Regions from separate parts of the Mus musculus genome. Here region 1 is linked to region 2. Evidence: chromatin loops called from intact Hi-C (ENCODE). Cell type or tissue: heart. All regions are shown on one strand.

Region 1 (8,000 bases), 410 kb before region 2:
TCTAGTGGCTGCTGAGGATAATGCCTCAGGGACAGACATATTTGCAAAGTAGGGAGTGGGCCAGCCTGGCAGCCCTGGGTCCCTCTACATGAACATTCCTTTGACTTCTTATCAGAATCCCAAGTCATATGAAATGGCATGTTAGCACTATCAAAACTCCACCTTTACCCCCAAAACAGTAAGCATAGAACATGTCTGCTCACAAAGAATACAGAGCAAGCATTTGATAATATCTTCAAGCCCAGGCTTTAAAGGCCAATTAGCCACATATCAGCATACTGATAGAAGGAACTCAGAGGGACAGACTTTGATATTAACTAGTCATGTGACTTTAGGGAAGTTACCATGCCTTTCTGAGTTTCCTTAACATCAATAAAGTGAGAGGCCAAGTCAATATGATCTCTCTTAAGGATTCTTTAAAAATGAACATGCTGTGATCTGTGATCAGCTCTATTCCAGTCCTGTGGATGTTTATACTAAACTGAAGGGAACATTCTCTCCTCAGCTCCACAGCCTAATTCCAAGGCTACAACCCCAAAGGATCAGCCTTCTTCCCAAAGCTGCCTGTCTGAAAAGGAGGGAAAGTCATGGACTCTGAGAAGTAAGTGAAACTTTCTAGCCCATCTCCTTGATTTCATAAATCAAGGCATACTTCATTATACATTCTATCTAATCTGAAACAACAACCAGAACGCAGGCATCCCAACTTCAGTACAAGGCCCATTCTTCAAAACTGAGCTGCTGACCCAGGCTTTGGCCAGCCTCTTGAACACACCTTTAGCATTCTTTTAACAGTGCCTATGTGAAACTGCCCATGTTCTCAGTCCACTGCAGTGTTCCTTATTTAAATGTGAACTGCCTTCTCTTATTTCTTAGTGGTACTACTACAGATCCAGGCACCAGCCAGAACTACTAGTTGTGAGGGGCAAAATACCAGAGGAAACTCAGTAAGACGCTGGAAGACTGCTTCAGGTCAGGAGGACTGTGAACTGCAGGTTTGACAGCCTCTTCTTTAGTCTACTCTGTAGGTTCCAGGAACTTCTGTGGCCTAGCTGGCCCATAAAGGGTAAAGCAATCCCATGTAGCACTCCACTGAATTTGGGAACATTTACTCTAATCAGCACCGACTTCATTTACTACGAGATAATCTTGTTCCTAGTAGTGATTTAATCCAACTCAGCCCACCCTCCCTCCCATCTACCTTTACAATGTGGGGGCAGCAGCTGAACAGATGGGGCCCCAGTTTGCCTACACAAGCAGGAAACCAGTTCAGGCAGAGCCCCTTTTCCTGAAAGGAGAGAGAGGCACCATACTCCTGTGTGCCACCCATTCCCTAGTGATACCCACCCCCAATATCCCCAATAACACAACACTTTCCCTGCTTAGTTGCAGCTGGGTCAACGACAGCTTTCCCCACAGATTCCTGGTGTACCAGGCTCACATTTCCTGGGCCCACAAGACAGTGACATCCTTCTTACACACGGGCTTTAATGAGGAATTCAAAGGATTGGGGCACATGCCTGGAATTACAAGAGTTGAAAGGTTGAGGCTAGAGGATCGCTATGAATTCAAGGCCAGTCTAGGCTTTAAAACAAAACCCTGTCTCCAAGGGGAAAGCCACTGCAGAGTCAACTGGAATTAGACCTTAGCATGAGTGTAGGGCTTACCTCAGTTTCTAATTTCTCCCTCTGATCTCTCATCACAAGTGATACGTTTGTAGGACTGACTTTCTTAGTCCTTTCTCTCATGCTCTTTCTGATTTCTCATATACCCTTGATTGAATGTTCAGTCTCTCCCCAACCTTGCCTCCACCACTGGCCTGGGCAGTAGATACAGTGGATATTCTGTTAGGGATGAACTCACTGGTCTCATGAATTGAAGACTGACTTGAAAAGCTGACTGTCACTATCTGGCACAAGTGCTTTACCTGGAAAATGGAGACAACAGGGGGCAGTCTCTTCACCAGAGCAGTCGCAGGTACATTCTTAGCATGGTGGGCACACAAACACCCTAACAAGGACTAGCGAGTGGAGGGTGAAGTCTGACTGCATTAGTCTGTAAGAACACTCTGTGGAATCATGCCTACGCCCAAGAGCCCTGACACCAATCTGTGTGGGGCTTGTCAGGGTTCAAATCCTGGTGCTACAACTTAGTATATGTGGGACTCTAGTCACATACTTTATTCTACCCATTCATAAAATGAATCATAAAGAAATGGCTCAAAAATATCATGCTAATGTTTTTCCTTGACAGCGAATATAAATGTCACGGTCTTGGTAAAGGACAGGAATACAAAATTGTGGACATTGGAACTTTCTAGGACTTGGAGAAGGTTTAGGGTTTGAAGAAGCAGATAATACTGAGATTATGGCTGTGGTAGAGTTCAGGAAGTTGGGAAATCCTGGGGTCCTCATCCGTAAGTAACAGCCCACGTGGGAACAATGGGGTTAAACAACACACTTGTTAGATAACAGGCAAAAGCTGGGAGGATCTCAGTGATTCTACTGGACCTACAGCACAGTGCTAATCTATAGATTGTTTCACCCTCACATGGTTGAGAAAAGAGGTTCTTTTATGGAGGAAATGAGTTGGCAAATGCTGACCTATGCTTTTACAATAGCCTGTCAAAGCAGGGACCAGAACTCCCCTTTCAGCAAGCTGCTAAGGGACTCCCAGAGAGAGGCTGGTGCAGCTCCAGGGGCAGAAGGCATAAATTACCTTACTGGCCCCTGCATACAGGGGAGGGGAAGGGGGCATCTGAGAGGCAAGGCTGCAGGCAGCTCCCCAATGAATGAACCACGGGCTGCTGCACCATGGGTTCTCAGAACTCACCTCAATCCTCCCCAGGTTGTCATTTCCCCGACTCCTTGAATTTGGTCTTTCTTCCCACTGTTTCCCGCCCCCACAGCCCTCATTAAGAAAACTATCATTTAAAGCCCTAGTTACTGTGGGAGAGGGGAGGGGGCAAGAAAATGTTCGAGAGAGGGGACTGGAAGGACAGGCACAGAGTAAGGCGAAGCATAGACTTTGGTCTTCTGACTCAACGCAGCCCTTGCGTGGATTCGGCTGCCTGCCCCTAGGTCCCCACCATCCTGCAGATCCAAACTCTGGCCGCGCAGCCAGGCACCCCGTCAGCATTCAGCGGGGGTGCGGATGACGCGGGCGCTCGTAGGAGGCCGGCCAACTGCTGCAGCCCCACCGAGGGCCGCCGCACCCGGGCCCCTGAGCCCAGCAGTCCACGGCTGTAGGGTGCTGGGTGGCTCGGGTGGGGGCCGCGCAGTCTCCGCTGCAGCCCCGCACGGCTCCAGCCTATCAGCGGCCAACCAGCCACTCGCTCCGACCTGACCAAAATAGCTGCGAACGCCTGCGACTAGCGCGCAGCCCCTCACTTGACGCTCACTCGGACTCGCTCGCCCGCTCGCCCGCTCGGGCCGCTCCGATCGTCTAGAGGGGGCGGGGAGGAAGCTGCGGGGGAGGGGGGAGGGGGGTGGGGAAAAAGAAGGAAGGAAGGAAGGAAGGAAGGAAGGAAGGAAGGAAGGAAGGAAGGAAGAAGCGAGGAAGGCAGGCAGCCCTCCGCGACTCGGGGCTGCGCGGCGCGAGCCAGCGCGTGCTGGAAGGCGCGGCGTTAACCCCTTGAGGGCAGGCGGCAGAGGGAGAGCGGTGTTAATACATAAGAGCACTGCATCACGCTAATCTTCTCCCTAGAACAGTATGCGTCAGCAGTACATTCACGTTCTGACTGAAGGACAAAAGGATGAGAGAGCAGTCTGCGTGGCTGCCACCTGCAACACCGCGAGCCCGGCGCGAGGAGGAGACGGTGGGCGCCGAGCGCAGGGGCCCCGCTGCTGCCACCGCCGCCGCTAGCCAGCGGGGACCATGTTCACCGGCTTCGGAGCGTTTCCCGCAGCCGCTACCCCCACTGCTCACGCTGCCGTCGCCAGCGCTCTGGCCGCTGCAGCAGCCCGCTGGCAGCTCCGTTGCTGAAGGCTCCGGGAGCCCAGCGGCGAACTCGCACTCTCCGCACAAAGCCGGGGCCGGCGGCGCGCCGGGAGCCCAGCAGTGGCGGGCGGCGGCGGGCGCTTGCGCGCTGCCGGGGGCTGCGGCCGCCGCCGCTGCCGGACCCGCGCCCGCCCCCGGACTCCCTGAAGGGGCCTGCGGTGCGGGCGCGACCGCGGGCGCTGCGCGCTCCTCCGTTCGCGGACTGGGTCCCAGCACCACGTCCACGCCGCTGCCCCTCTGGGGCTGGACGGATTACCGCTCCCCGCACCAGCAGACGGCGGGACTGGAGAACTGAGCCCAGTTTTTGTCTTTTTAACCCTTCCGAGAAGAGGCGAAGAGAAAAGGGGGTGTGTGCCTAGGGAGGGCGAAGGCGCAGCGAACACCTCTTAACTCTCGCAGCCCCGCGAGCTCACGACTGCAATCAGCTGCCGCCAGCTCTGGGCGGCCGACGCTGGGAAAGCAGAGTGGAGAGCAGCGCAGCAACCAGCGAGCGCGGCCTGGGCGGCTTCGGGAGCGCCCCCGCACCCCCATCCCCCGCGGCGGCCCAGGGAGAGGGCTGGGGGCTGGAGACACACTTTGGCGATGAAGCGCCTTCTCCCGCGACTGGAACAAGCTGGTGCCAGGGTCCAAGGACAAAGCAGGGAAGCGCTGGTGGCGCCGCTCCTCGGGCTCTCGGGGGGGCATGCACCTGCATAGCCCGCCGGGCCTTGGCTCTCCCTGGCGCGCCTCAACTCCGCGGCTTCGCCGGCTCCGGATTTACTAGAAGCCATTTTGTCTCCCCTACCCCTCCCCTCCCCTCCCCTCTGCCCTCCCTGCCCCCACTACTTCCCCCTTTGTTAATTAAAACTAAAGTCAGAATGGGAACGATGAGCCCAGCTCTCGTGGAGAAAGCTTAAGGACACAGCGCTAATTCTTTCCTGCTTTCCTTCCGAGGTAGGTGACAGGGAATTGGGTGGGGATGGTCGCAACGTGGGAGAGAGTCTTAGCTTTCTATGGGTTGGCCTTGAGGGTGGGCTGGTAGATGAGGGGCCGCTCAGTAGTTTCGCAGGGTTTTTCTAGGCCGATCTGCTTGTCTCTAATCGCCCCCTCCCCACCTCCTTCTCCAGATGGAAAGAGGAGCTCCTAGCTCACTTAAGCCGGGGTAAGGCTGGTTCTCTTTTCCAAGCCAAAATCCCAGGCGATGGTGAATTATGAACGTGCCACACCATGAAGCTCTTGTGGCAGGTAACTGTGCACCACACCTGGAATGCCGTCCTGCTTCCCGTCGTCTACCTCACGGCGCAAGTGTGGATTCTGTGTGCAGCCATCGCTGCTGCCGCTTCAGCCGGGCCCCAAAACTGCCCCTCCGTCTGTTCCTGCAGTAACCAGTTCAGCAAGGTGGTGTGCACCCGCCGGGGACTCTCTGAGGTCCCACAGGGTATTCCTTCCAACACCCGGTATCTCAACCTCATGGAAAACAACATCCAGATGATTCAGGCCGACACCTTCAGGCACCTCCATCACCTGGAGGTCCTGCAGCTGGGCAGGAACTCCATCAGGCAGATAGAGGTGGGGGCCTTCAATGGCCTCGCCAGTCTCAACACTCTGGAACTGTTCGACAACTGGCTGACAGTCATCCCCAGTGGGGCCTTTGAGTACCTGTCCAAACTGCGGGAGCTCTGGCTGCGAAACAATCCCATTGAGAGCATCCCTTCTTATGCCTTCAACCGGGTGCCCTCCCTCATGCGTCTGGACTTGGGGGAACTCAAGAAGCTGGAGTATATCTCTGAGGGGGCTTTTGAGGGGCTGTTCAACCTCAAGTACCTGAACTTGGGCATGTGCAACATTAAGGATATGCCCAATCTTACACCCCTGGTGGGGCTCGAGGAGCTTGAGATGTCAGGGAACCACTTTCCTGAGATCAGGCCTGGGTCCTTCCATGGCCTAAGCTCCCTCAAAAAACTGTGGGTGATGAACTCACAGGTCAGCCTGATTGAGCGGAATGCTTTTGACGGACTGGCTTCCCTCGTGGAACTCAACTTAGCCCACAATAACCTCTCATCTTTGCCCCATGACCTCTTCACACCCCTGAGATACCTGGTGGAGTTGCACCTACACCACAATCCTTGGAACTGTGATTGTGATATTCTGTGGCTGGCTTGGTGGCTTCGGGAGTATATCCCAACCAATTCCACCTGCTGTGGCCGCTGTCATGCTCCCATGCACATGCGAGGCCGCTACCTGGTAGAGGTGGACCAGGCTGCCTTTCAGTGCTCTGCCCCTTTCATCATGGATGCACCCCGGGACCTCAATATCTCTGAGGATCGGATGGCAGAACTGAAGTGTCGGACTCCCCCTATGTCCTCTGTGAAGTGGTTGCTGCCCAATGGGACAGTGCTCAGCCACGCCTCCCGGCATCCCCGGATCTCTGTTCTCAATGATGGCACCTTGAACTTTTCTCGTGTGCTGCTCATAGACACTGGAGTATACACATGCATGGTGACCAATGTGGCAGGCAACTCCAATGCCTCGGCCTACCTCAATGTGAGCTCGGCCGAGCTCAACACCCCCAACTTCAGCTTCTTCACCACTGTAACAGTGGAAACCACAGAGATATCACCTGAGGACATAACACGGAAGTACAAGCCTGTTCCCACCACATCCACTGGTTACCAGCCGGCATATACCACCTCTACCACGGTGCTCATTCAGACCACCCGTGTGCCCAAGCAGGTGCCAGTACCCTCCACAGATACCACTGACAAGATGCAGACCAGCCTGGATGAAGTCATGAAGACCACCAAGATCATCATTGGCTGCTTTGTGGCAGTGACTCTCCTAGCTGCTGCCATGTTGATTGTCTTCTATAAACTTCGCAAGCGGCACCAGCAGCGGAGTACAGTCACAGCTGCCAGGACAGTAGAGATTATCCAGGTGGATGAAGACATCCCAGCAGCAGCACCTGCAGCAGCAACAGCAGCTCCGTCCGGTGTATCAGGTGAGGGGGCAGTAGTGTTGCCCACAATACATGACCATATTAACTACAACACCTACAAACCAGCACATGGGGCCCACTGGACAGAAAACAGCCTGGGGAACTCTCTGCACCCCACAGTCACCACTATCTCTGAACCTTATATAATTCAGACCCATACCAAGGACAAGGTACAGGAAACTCAAATATGACTCCCCCTCCCTCAAAAACTTATAAAATGCAATAGAATGCACAAAAAAGAGCAACTTTTGTACAGAGTGGGGAGAGACTTTTTCTTGTATATGCTTATATATTAAATCTATGGGCTGGTTAAAAAAGATTATATTAAAATTTAAAAACAAAAAAATGAAAACAAAACTATTTTCTAACTTGTAAGTTCTATTTAAAGGGGAGGGAAGGGGTTCTTGGCAATGTTGTGGGTAGGAGCCTCAAGTCAACTGCTGTAAGGTGGAAACTGCTAAGACAAAACAAACTAAAACAACCAACACCCCTAAAGTGGCAGGGTGTGGGCTGCTGGGGGCAGGGAGGATAGCCTGCATCTGTCAATTTTTAGAAGATGCTTTACAGGATCTAGGAATACCATTTCTATAGACACCTTTCTTAAGCTGAGAGCTGTCTTTACAGATCTATCTTATTAAACAAAATAATTTTAAAAAGCATCACAAATTTGTACTGTGCCCAAAGGTTGAGCGGTGATTTTTTTTCCCCTACAGAGACAATGGGGAAGATAGATCTGTAAATGTATTTTAAGTAGGAAAACCACCAAAATTCCAACTAATCCTTCCAGAGGTTGTTTCTTTGTACGTGTGCGCAAATCCTCTGGGTTTGTGCCTTCAGACTGGCATGTGTCTCCCCTGACAATGCTTCAAGACAGCTTGGAAGGAAGGGAGCTGGCGTAGCTCTCCATCAAATGCTTTCACATTGCACCAGATTCCTGCAGTTGGGCATAACCCACTCTGCAAGGCATGTGTCTATTCAGGGTTTCCCGGGAGGAGGAGGCGGCCTGAAGGGGGTGCGGCCGGCCCAG
Region 2 (8,000 bases):
TTCTCTGTCCAGCGGGCCCAGGAGAGCACGGGGCCCAGTGCCGAGGGGACGTGAGCCTTACCGTGCGGCTACGCAGGTGCTGAAGGCCCAGCTTGTCAGTCAGCTCGCTCACGGGCATGGCATTGGGCATGTCCTGCTTGTTGGCAAACACCAGCAGCACCGCATCCCGGAGCTCATCCTCCTGCAGCTGAGGGGAGAAGGGAGAGTGGGACCTGTGGTTTCAAGGCCCCCCGGCTGACTGCACTGCTGGGGAGCTCCCATTTCAAACCTCCAGAGTCTTTGTAGGAAAAAGACAGTGAACTGTGTAGTTCATTGCTGAACGTCAACACGGCTCTAAGTAAGCTCCAGCCCCCTAAACTTTACCTCTACAAAAAAACTGAACTATCCTAATTTAAGAACTTGTGCTAAGCAAAGATGACAAAAATTCCAACAGAAAACAAAAGAACAAGTAACACGAGATGCTATTTCTCTTTAGCATAGACAACCCCTCTCTTTCTCCCAACTCCGTAGACTTGGATGGAAAGGATTTAAATTAAAAAGTCCTGTCTAAAGTAGATAAGATAGGACTTATCTAGTGCCATGACAGAAAACCTCCTGCCCTTAGTGTTCTGGACTTCCTACCACCCCCCGGAGGACTCTGTCCAAAAGCCCAGGGCTCGGTTCCCAGAGCTCGGTATTTACCATCTTCTGGAGTTCATCAGCAGACTCCTGGACCCGCTCCCGGTCGTTGCTGTCTACCACAAAGATGAGGCCCTGGGTGGGAAGGAAGAAAGGAAGCAGAAGGGGTCACTCCTACCTAGGTCCCACCCTCACCTGGCCTGGTCTCACTTCTCCCATCTTGAGTTGTATTAGCCTTTCTTATCTGGTAAACTTCTAGTCTGCAGAGACCACTGAGGGAGGGAGGGAGGGAGCGAGGGAAAAGCTGTGTTGTTGAGAACTACAGAAGACAGCATGGCCCTAGAACTCTGCTTCCCAGAATAAGGTGAGGGTGAATTCTTAAGCTTAGCAAAGATGAGAGCGGTGACAGCCCAGTCGTGGTCTAACTCAAGCCCTCTCCCAGGGGTTGTCTCCCCCACCTCCCAACCCAACTGCACCTGAGTGTTCTGGAAGTAGTGCCGCCACAGAGGCCGAATCTTATCCTGGCCTCCAACATCCCACACTGTGAAACAGATGTTCTTATATTCCACTGTTTCCACATTGAAGCCTGCAGGAAAAACCATTTTTTTTTTTTTTTGAGTGAAGAGGGTAAAAAACAGGTCCTCAAAGGAACTCACTAAAACCACTCCGATCTCTGCAAAGGACACAAATCCAGAAGGCAATGACCACCAAGGCCAAGGGGAATAGAATCCAGAGGACCGGAGGTCAACAGATATGCTAGGCTCATGGTCCACGCCTCAGGCACCATCAGGCGCTTAGAGATACGGTGACCCATTTCTCAAGTAGCTGTATCTGGTGTCAGGGTCAGGGACAGATAAGGGCCTAGGCAGAAGTGGGAGCAGACCCCGACAAGGCTCAAAGCGACATTCCTGCTTCCCGCTCCTTGTCCTGGACTCACCTATAGTGGGGATGGTGGTGACAATCTCCCCCAACTTCAGTTTGTACAGGATGGTAGTCTTGCCAGCCGCATCCAAGCCAACTGCAACGGAGAAGGGGGGGGGGGGGGGCAAAGAATGGAGACGGGAGCGAGGGAGCCCCCTAGAGCCCAGGGACAGGGAGAGGCCTGGCCAGCTGATGGTGATGGGGGCGGAGAGCAGGAGGGCCTCCAGGTGCGCGCTCTTCTCCACCTTCCGGGCCTTGAGGGCAGTCTGGGTGGCGAGTGCCAACTCCTGCCCCTCAAGTGCCCGAGGGGCGAGAGGGGCTAGGGAGGTAGGGGACCTGGGAGGAAGGCCGCGTTCCTTTGAAAAGTCGTTTCCAAGGGCGGAATCCTCCCTTCTTAGCAGCCGGGCTGGGGCGGAGGAAGCGTCACCCCACCCAGGCCCCAGCTCCGGGTTTCAGGCCCAGGGCCGACACTGCAGATCCTGGTTTGCACGGGAGCGCGGCCCCCAGAGGCTTTGGCGGTGGGGTGTCTCGGGGTCAGGGTACCAGGTGAGCGGGGCTAGAGGGACGCGGGGGCGGGAGGGCTGCGGCGGGGCCGGCGCCCCAAGCGGGCCGCGCGCTCGATCTGCCTCACCCATAAGGATCCGCATCTGCTTCTTCCCGAAGATCCGCGAAAAGAGCGCGGACACCGTGAGGCCCATGGCGGGGCCCGGGGCGGGGGCGCGGGCAGGGGACGCGGGGCGAGGGCTGGAACCGGCCGGCCGCGGGGGGATGGGGCGCAACAGCAGAAGGAGGAGGCGCCGCCGCCGCCGCCGCCGCCACCTCCGCGCGTCCGGGTCCGCCCGACGTCACGTGGCCCCGCCCCTCCGGGTCCGCCCCGGCCCCGCCCCCCAGGCGCGTTTGCGGAAGAACTGAAGTCTAGGGAGGCCTGGCAGCCTGCCTGGGGACCAGGGCTTGGAAGGGGACTTGTTCTGGGTCTCCGGTGACCGCAGGACTTTGCTTTACTCTTAAGTGGTAAACTTGCATTCCTGAGAAGACTTTGATAGAGTCGAAAAGTACATTTAAAAGATTCTCAAAGTAGCTCATTGTCTTTTGTTTTGAAACACTATGTCCACTATGTAGCCTTGGGTGGTCTGGAACTTGCTATGTAGACCAGCCTAGTCTCGAACTCACGGAGATGTGACGGCTGCCTTGGCATCTTGAGTAGATTTTTATTACAGAAATATTTTCTTAAAACCCGTTGTCACTCTTATTTCATCTCTTTCCCTCCCCGCACCCCTCTCACAGGCTTGGTATCTTCATAATGTCACAGGAATCTTATTTTGTTTCTAGCTCCTCCCCACCCTTTTTTTTTTTTTTTTTTCGAGACAGGGTTTCTCTGTATAGCCCTGGTTGTCCTGGAATTCACTTTGTAGACCCGGCTCGCCTCGAACTCAGAAATCCACCTGCCTCTGCCTCCCAAGTGCTGGGATTAAAGGCGTGCGCCACCACGCCTGGCTCCCTCCCCACTTTTATTTCGTGTTCATGTGTGGAGGTGTAGCTCTCAGAGGACAACCTGTGGGAATATGTTCTCTCTTTCCACCGTGTGGGCCCTGGTGATAGAACTCAGGTCAGATCATTGGGCCTGGGTGGAAAGTGCCTTTACTGCTGAGTCGTCTTACAGTCCCCACAAGAGTCTTGATGGAAAAGAAAAAGGAGACTTGATGGTGTGCTCTTGAGATGAAAATCTTTTCATGTCTTGTCACCTAAGGTAAAATCTAAATGCCTTTAAGTTGGGTCCTTTGTTCCAGCCTCATCAGTAGCCACCCTTCTCCCACACCATAAGCTTCCTGGGCAAGTTAGGCTCACTGATGCCTGACGTCCCTATACACCTTTCCACTTTCCTCCATGCTGGTTTCCCACATCTGCATTGAGCTTGGCAGTCTACTCATCTCTCAAACTTCAAATCATTTCCCCTAAGAGTCTCTGTCCTGGCAGGTGCCTCATCTCCTTTATACCACTTCTGCAATGCCCCGACACACTAGTGTGAAGGCAGGAGCTACCTGTTTGAATCTCTGTGTCCTTGCTGTTAGGAGTTTCTTGGGACAAGGCCATGCTTCTTCAGTAGTGCTATCTGGCATAGCATGTAGTATGTTGAGAGGCAGACTGAGATAGGACTCCTAAACTTCCTAGCTGAGTGACATTGGACATGTTACCCCTCTGTACATTTTACTCTATGTTCCCGTAAGTGTAACTCTTGTGACACAGCCCTGACCCCAGCATATGCTGGTATGCAAGATGGGCCTTATGGCTATATAATGCCCCTTTTACTAATCAGAACTAAGGGAGGGAGCTATTATGCTTTACGTTAACCAGGTACCGGCCTCGTTTTCCTAGTATGAGTCCTAACTGTTGCCCCAAATGTTGGACATTGCCCCAAATAGTTTGATGCGTCTTTCATCTATGTTTTTGGGGCAAATGCAGTGCGACGTCGCCCCCTGTCGCTCACTGGTGGTAGCTTGAGGGCAAAGTTAGGCATCTCCAAACCACTGCTCAGGTGCTTGCTCTAGACTTACCTACGGGTTACTCCCTCTCCAGGCCACCAGCAGACACGGTGCGGAAGCCCCACCCATCTCACGCCCACGGCGGGGCGGGGTCTGTGGCGTTTTGCTGCCGTCACTTCCAGGAGACCCGGAAGCGGTGCTGTTCCAGTTGTTGGGAAATCGTGATGGAACCCGGCTTAGTGTAAACCCTGGGCTTATCGTGGGCGGAGGGAGGCGGGTCTAGGTTGCGGTGGCCACAGGAGCGGCTAGGGCGGGACAGGCTCAGGGCCTGTACTGGAGAGCCTAGGCTGACTGCTCCTGCTAGGTCAGCGTCACTCCGCCTCCAGGTTGGAACTGGCTCCCACCTTCGGCCTGGCTCCTGCAGTGCTTTTGCCTGGCCACCGCGGCCCCTCATCCCGCCCGGACCGCTGGACGGACCGGGTGTATTGCCTGCAGCCAGACGGTTCTCTCTGCTTCACTTTTAGCTGTCCCTGTGGCTCTGCCCAGGGCTGCAAGAACGTTGACGTGGAGCGGTCCACGCCAGAACCCCCATGGAGAAGTTTGGGATGAATTTCGGGGGCGGCCCAAGTAAGAAGGATCTCTTGGAGACCATCGAGACACAGAAAAAGCAGCTTCTCCAGTACCAGGCAAGACTCAAGGATGTGGTGCGTGCCTATAAAAGCCTGCTGAAGGAGAAAGAAGCCCTGGAGGCCAGCATCAAGGTACTGTCGGTATCCCACGAGGCGGATGTAGGCCTCTCAGGTGTGCAGCCTCCAGGTCTCACGTTTCCTGATTCTGTGGATGACCGGTGCTCCACTCACAGTGAGGACAGCACCGGAACTGCCACTAGCTTGGATACCGCAGCCAGTCTTACAAGTGTCAAGGGTGAATTTGGGGTTGAAGATGACAGAGCGGCCCGTGGACCACTTCCCCCAAAGTCTGAAGAGGCCAGTGGGTCAGAGAGTGGCGTTAGTAGTAGCAGTGGGGATGGGCCATCTGCCGGTAGTGAGATGGACAAAAGAGTGCATCAGCTGAAGACTCAGTTGGCCACTTTGACTAGCTCCTTGGCGACAGTCACTCAGGAAAAGTCCCGTATGGAGGCGTCTTACCTGGCGGATAAGAAGAAGATGAAGCAGGACTTAGAGGATGCCAATAAAAAGGCAGAGGAAGAGCGGGGTCGCCTGGAGGGAGACTTGAAGGTGCTGCAAGAGCAGATAGCAGAAACCAAAGCCCGCCTCATTACACAGCAGCACGATCGTGCCCAGGAGCAGAGTGACCATGCCTTGATGCTGCGCGAGCTTCAGAAGCTCTTGCAGGAGGAGAGGACCCAGCGCCAGGACCTGGAACTTCGCTTAGAAGAGACCAGAGAAGCCTTGGCAGGGCGGGCATATGCCGCTGATCAGGTCGAAGGGTTTGAACTGCAGACCAAGCAGCTGACCCGAGAGGTAGAGGAGCTGAAAGGTGAGCTGCAAACCATTCGAGATGAGAAGAACCGACCAGACCCCCGGCTGCAGGAGCTTCAGCAAGAGGCTGCCCGTCTTAAAAGCCATTTCCAGGCCCAATTGCAGCAAGAAATGAGGAAGGTAATTATTCTCATATCCTTCAAATAGTCATTTTAGCTTACATAGGAAATTATTATTTTTCTCTTCTGGTCATTAGATAACTGTAATGCATCCCTATGTGTGTGTGTGTGTGTGTGTGTGTGTGTGTTTGTTTCTCTGTGTGTGTTTTCATGAGGCAGGGTCTTACCATGTAACCCAGTCTGCCCTTGAACTCACAGGGATTTGCCTGCTTTTCCATACCAAGTGCTAGGATTAAGGGCACCCCTCTCCCCACTTAAGGCAGGGTCTTGTTTTAGTCAAGGGATGCCTGGTGAGATAGCGTGAGTTGTTAGTGTGAGTACTGGGACTTTGGTCTGGTTCCACATTCCCAACATGCATAGTGATATTTGATGCCAAGTGAAAAAATTGCATCAGTGAGTCCCGTGAAGTGTGGCTTTGTGTGGTGTCCTTCTAACAGGATGAAGAGTTCCTGAGTATTTCTGGGTTCAAGCCAGATAGCTCTATCTAGGCCTTGGGTGTTGGCATCTTACCAGCTGTGCTGCTTGAGGTGATACAGTGACAGCTGTGTAGGGAAAGCTTGTGTGTATCCTGAGAAGTGTGTGCTTCTAGGTAAGGTGACTGGAGGAAGCAAAGGGGATTTTCCCCAGAAGAAATGCCTTGTGTATACGCTCAGGTGAGGTTTGCCTCAACTGTTTTATAGTGTTCCCTTTCAGTAGAGAGAGGGATCTAGGTTGGGTTTGAATTTACAGGCATGTTGGGAAAGGGAAAGAATGTTACACGGTTTCTTTAAATGATTTGGCTAACAGAAACATACTTTGTATTCAAGCTTAATGAAGAATGGAAAACTATGGTAGAAAGGGCACTTCAGTTAAAAATCCCCAGTTCCCACTTGTTCTGGGTTATTCCAAGCCCTGTTCACTTCTCTGTCTCCTCCCCCACACCCAGTTGACTCTAGGGGTTTTGTGACTTTCCTGGATGCCTTGTCACCTGTTCTTTGCTTTGCAGACAGCCCTTGCAGAGGACCAGCTCCGCCAGCAGTCTCAGGTAGAAGAGCAGAGAGTAGCAGCCCTGGAGAGCCAGATCTCTGAGGTATCTGAACTGCTGGGCACCTACGAGAAAGCCAAGCAGAAAGACCAGCTGGCCATCCAGAAGCTGAAGGAGCGACTTCTGCAGCTGGACCTGGAGAACAAGACACTGGCCCTCGCAGCCTCTAGCCGGTCCTCCCTTGACATCCATGGCGACGAATCCAGTCTGGATATCAATGTCTTGAAGGACAAGATGGAGAAGCTCAAGAAGCTACTACAGGTTGCAGCTAGGAAAAGCCAGGTGACCCTGGATGTGGAGAAGCTCTGCGACCCTGAGATAATGGCCAACTCCGAGGCTGCTGACGGGGAAAAGGCTACCGCGCTCTACTACCAACAGGAGCTGAAGCAGCTGAAGGAAGAGTTTGAGCGGTATAAGATGCGAGCCCAAGTTGTGCTCAAAAGCAAGAACACCAAAGATGGGAGCCTGGGGAAGGAGCTGGAGGCAGCACAGGAGCAGCTCGCAGAGCTGAAGGACAAGTATATCTCCCTGCGGCTGTCCTGTGAGGAGCTGGAAAGCCAGCACCAGCAGGAGGCTGAGGACTGGAAGCAGGAACTGGCCCGGCTGCAGCAGCTCCATCGGCAGGAACTGGAGCGCAGCCAGCTGGACTTCAGGGACCGCACACTGAAACTGGAGGAGGAGCTACACAAGCAGCGGGACCGGGCCCTGGCTGTGCTCGCGGAGAAGGACTTGGAGCTGGAGCAACTACGTTCTGTGGCCTTGTCCTCTGGGTTGCCAGGACGCAGAAGCCCCGTGGGAGGAGTGGGTGGTGGAGGTCTTGGGGACCCAGCCGACACAGCCTCCTCAGATAGCTTGACCCAGGCCCTGCAGCTTGCTGCAGCCAACGAGCCCACCTTCTTTCTTTATGCTGAGCAGTTGGCCCGCAAGGAGGTGGAGATCACATCTCTGAGGAAGCAGAAACACAGGCTGGAGGTAGAAGCCCATCAGCTGCAGGAAAGGCTGCTGGAGGAGGGCGAGCGGCATCGAGAGGAGGTTGGAGCCCTCCAGAGCCACATCGAAAAGAATATGAGGGACCAGAGCAGGGAGGGAGCCAACCTGGAATATCTCAAAAACATCATCTACCGCTTCCTGACCCTGCCCGACAGCCTGGGCCGCCAGCAGACGCTCACCGCCATCCTCACGATCTTGCACTTCAGTCCTGAAGAGAAACAAGTGCTAATGCGGCTCCCAAGCGGTGGGAGCTGGTGGCCTTCCGGCAAGAGATGATAGATACTTTTTGTTTTCTTACCAACTCCTGAAATCTCCGTGCCTCTTTTATTGTGGGAAGGGCAGGCTC

The links. Hi-C counts contacts between places; a loop is a spot of excess contacts. Peaks named below come from ENCODE experiments on the same cell type or tissue, not always from the same donor. Only the 100,000 strongest peaks of a DNase experiment are listed, where the experiment ranks them.
Region 1: it touches region 2 in a loop (4-fold over the local background); 4 of 42 quality-filtered maps call a loop at or near these places.

What each region holds. Positions count from the first base shown.
Region 1 is chr6:28,828,820-28,836,819 of GRCm38, reverse strand. The region is part of intron 16 of Snd1 (staphylococcal nuclease and tudor domain containing 1); the gene reads right to left. It overlaps Lrrc4 (leucine rich repeat containing 4), which reads left to right and starts at 5,073. Exons shown (of 1, transcript NM_138682.2): 1 at 5,073-8,000. The coding sequence starts at 5,206. The coding sequence ends at 7,164. In heart, CTCF peaks have their summits at 14 and 3,789; DNase peaks (open chromatin) are centred at 3,519 and 3,599; H3K4me3 peaks cover 2,883 bases; H3K27ac peaks cover 1,870 bases; H3K27me3 peaks cover 3,063 bases.
Region 2 is chr6:28,417,926-28,425,925 of GRCm38, reverse strand. It overlaps Gcc1 (golgi coiled coil 1), which reads left to right and starts at 4,202. Exons shown (of 2, transcript NM_028900.4): 1 at 4,202-5,641; 2 at 6,626-8,000. The coding sequence starts at 4,610. The coding sequence ends at 7,930. Arf5 (ADP-ribosylation factor 5) reads right to left here and starts at 2,322. Exons shown (of 6, transcript NM_007480.2): 1 at 2,171-2,322; 2 at 1,556-1,636; 3 at 1,095-1,204; 4 at 682-753; 5 at 62-187. The coding sequence starts at 2,237. In heart, CTCF peaks have their summits at 1,727, 4,038 and 7,229; DNase peaks (open chromatin) are centred at 2,415, 4,195, 5,365, 7,315 and 2 weaker places; H3K4me3 peaks cover 4,387 bases; H3K27ac peaks cover 3,685 bases.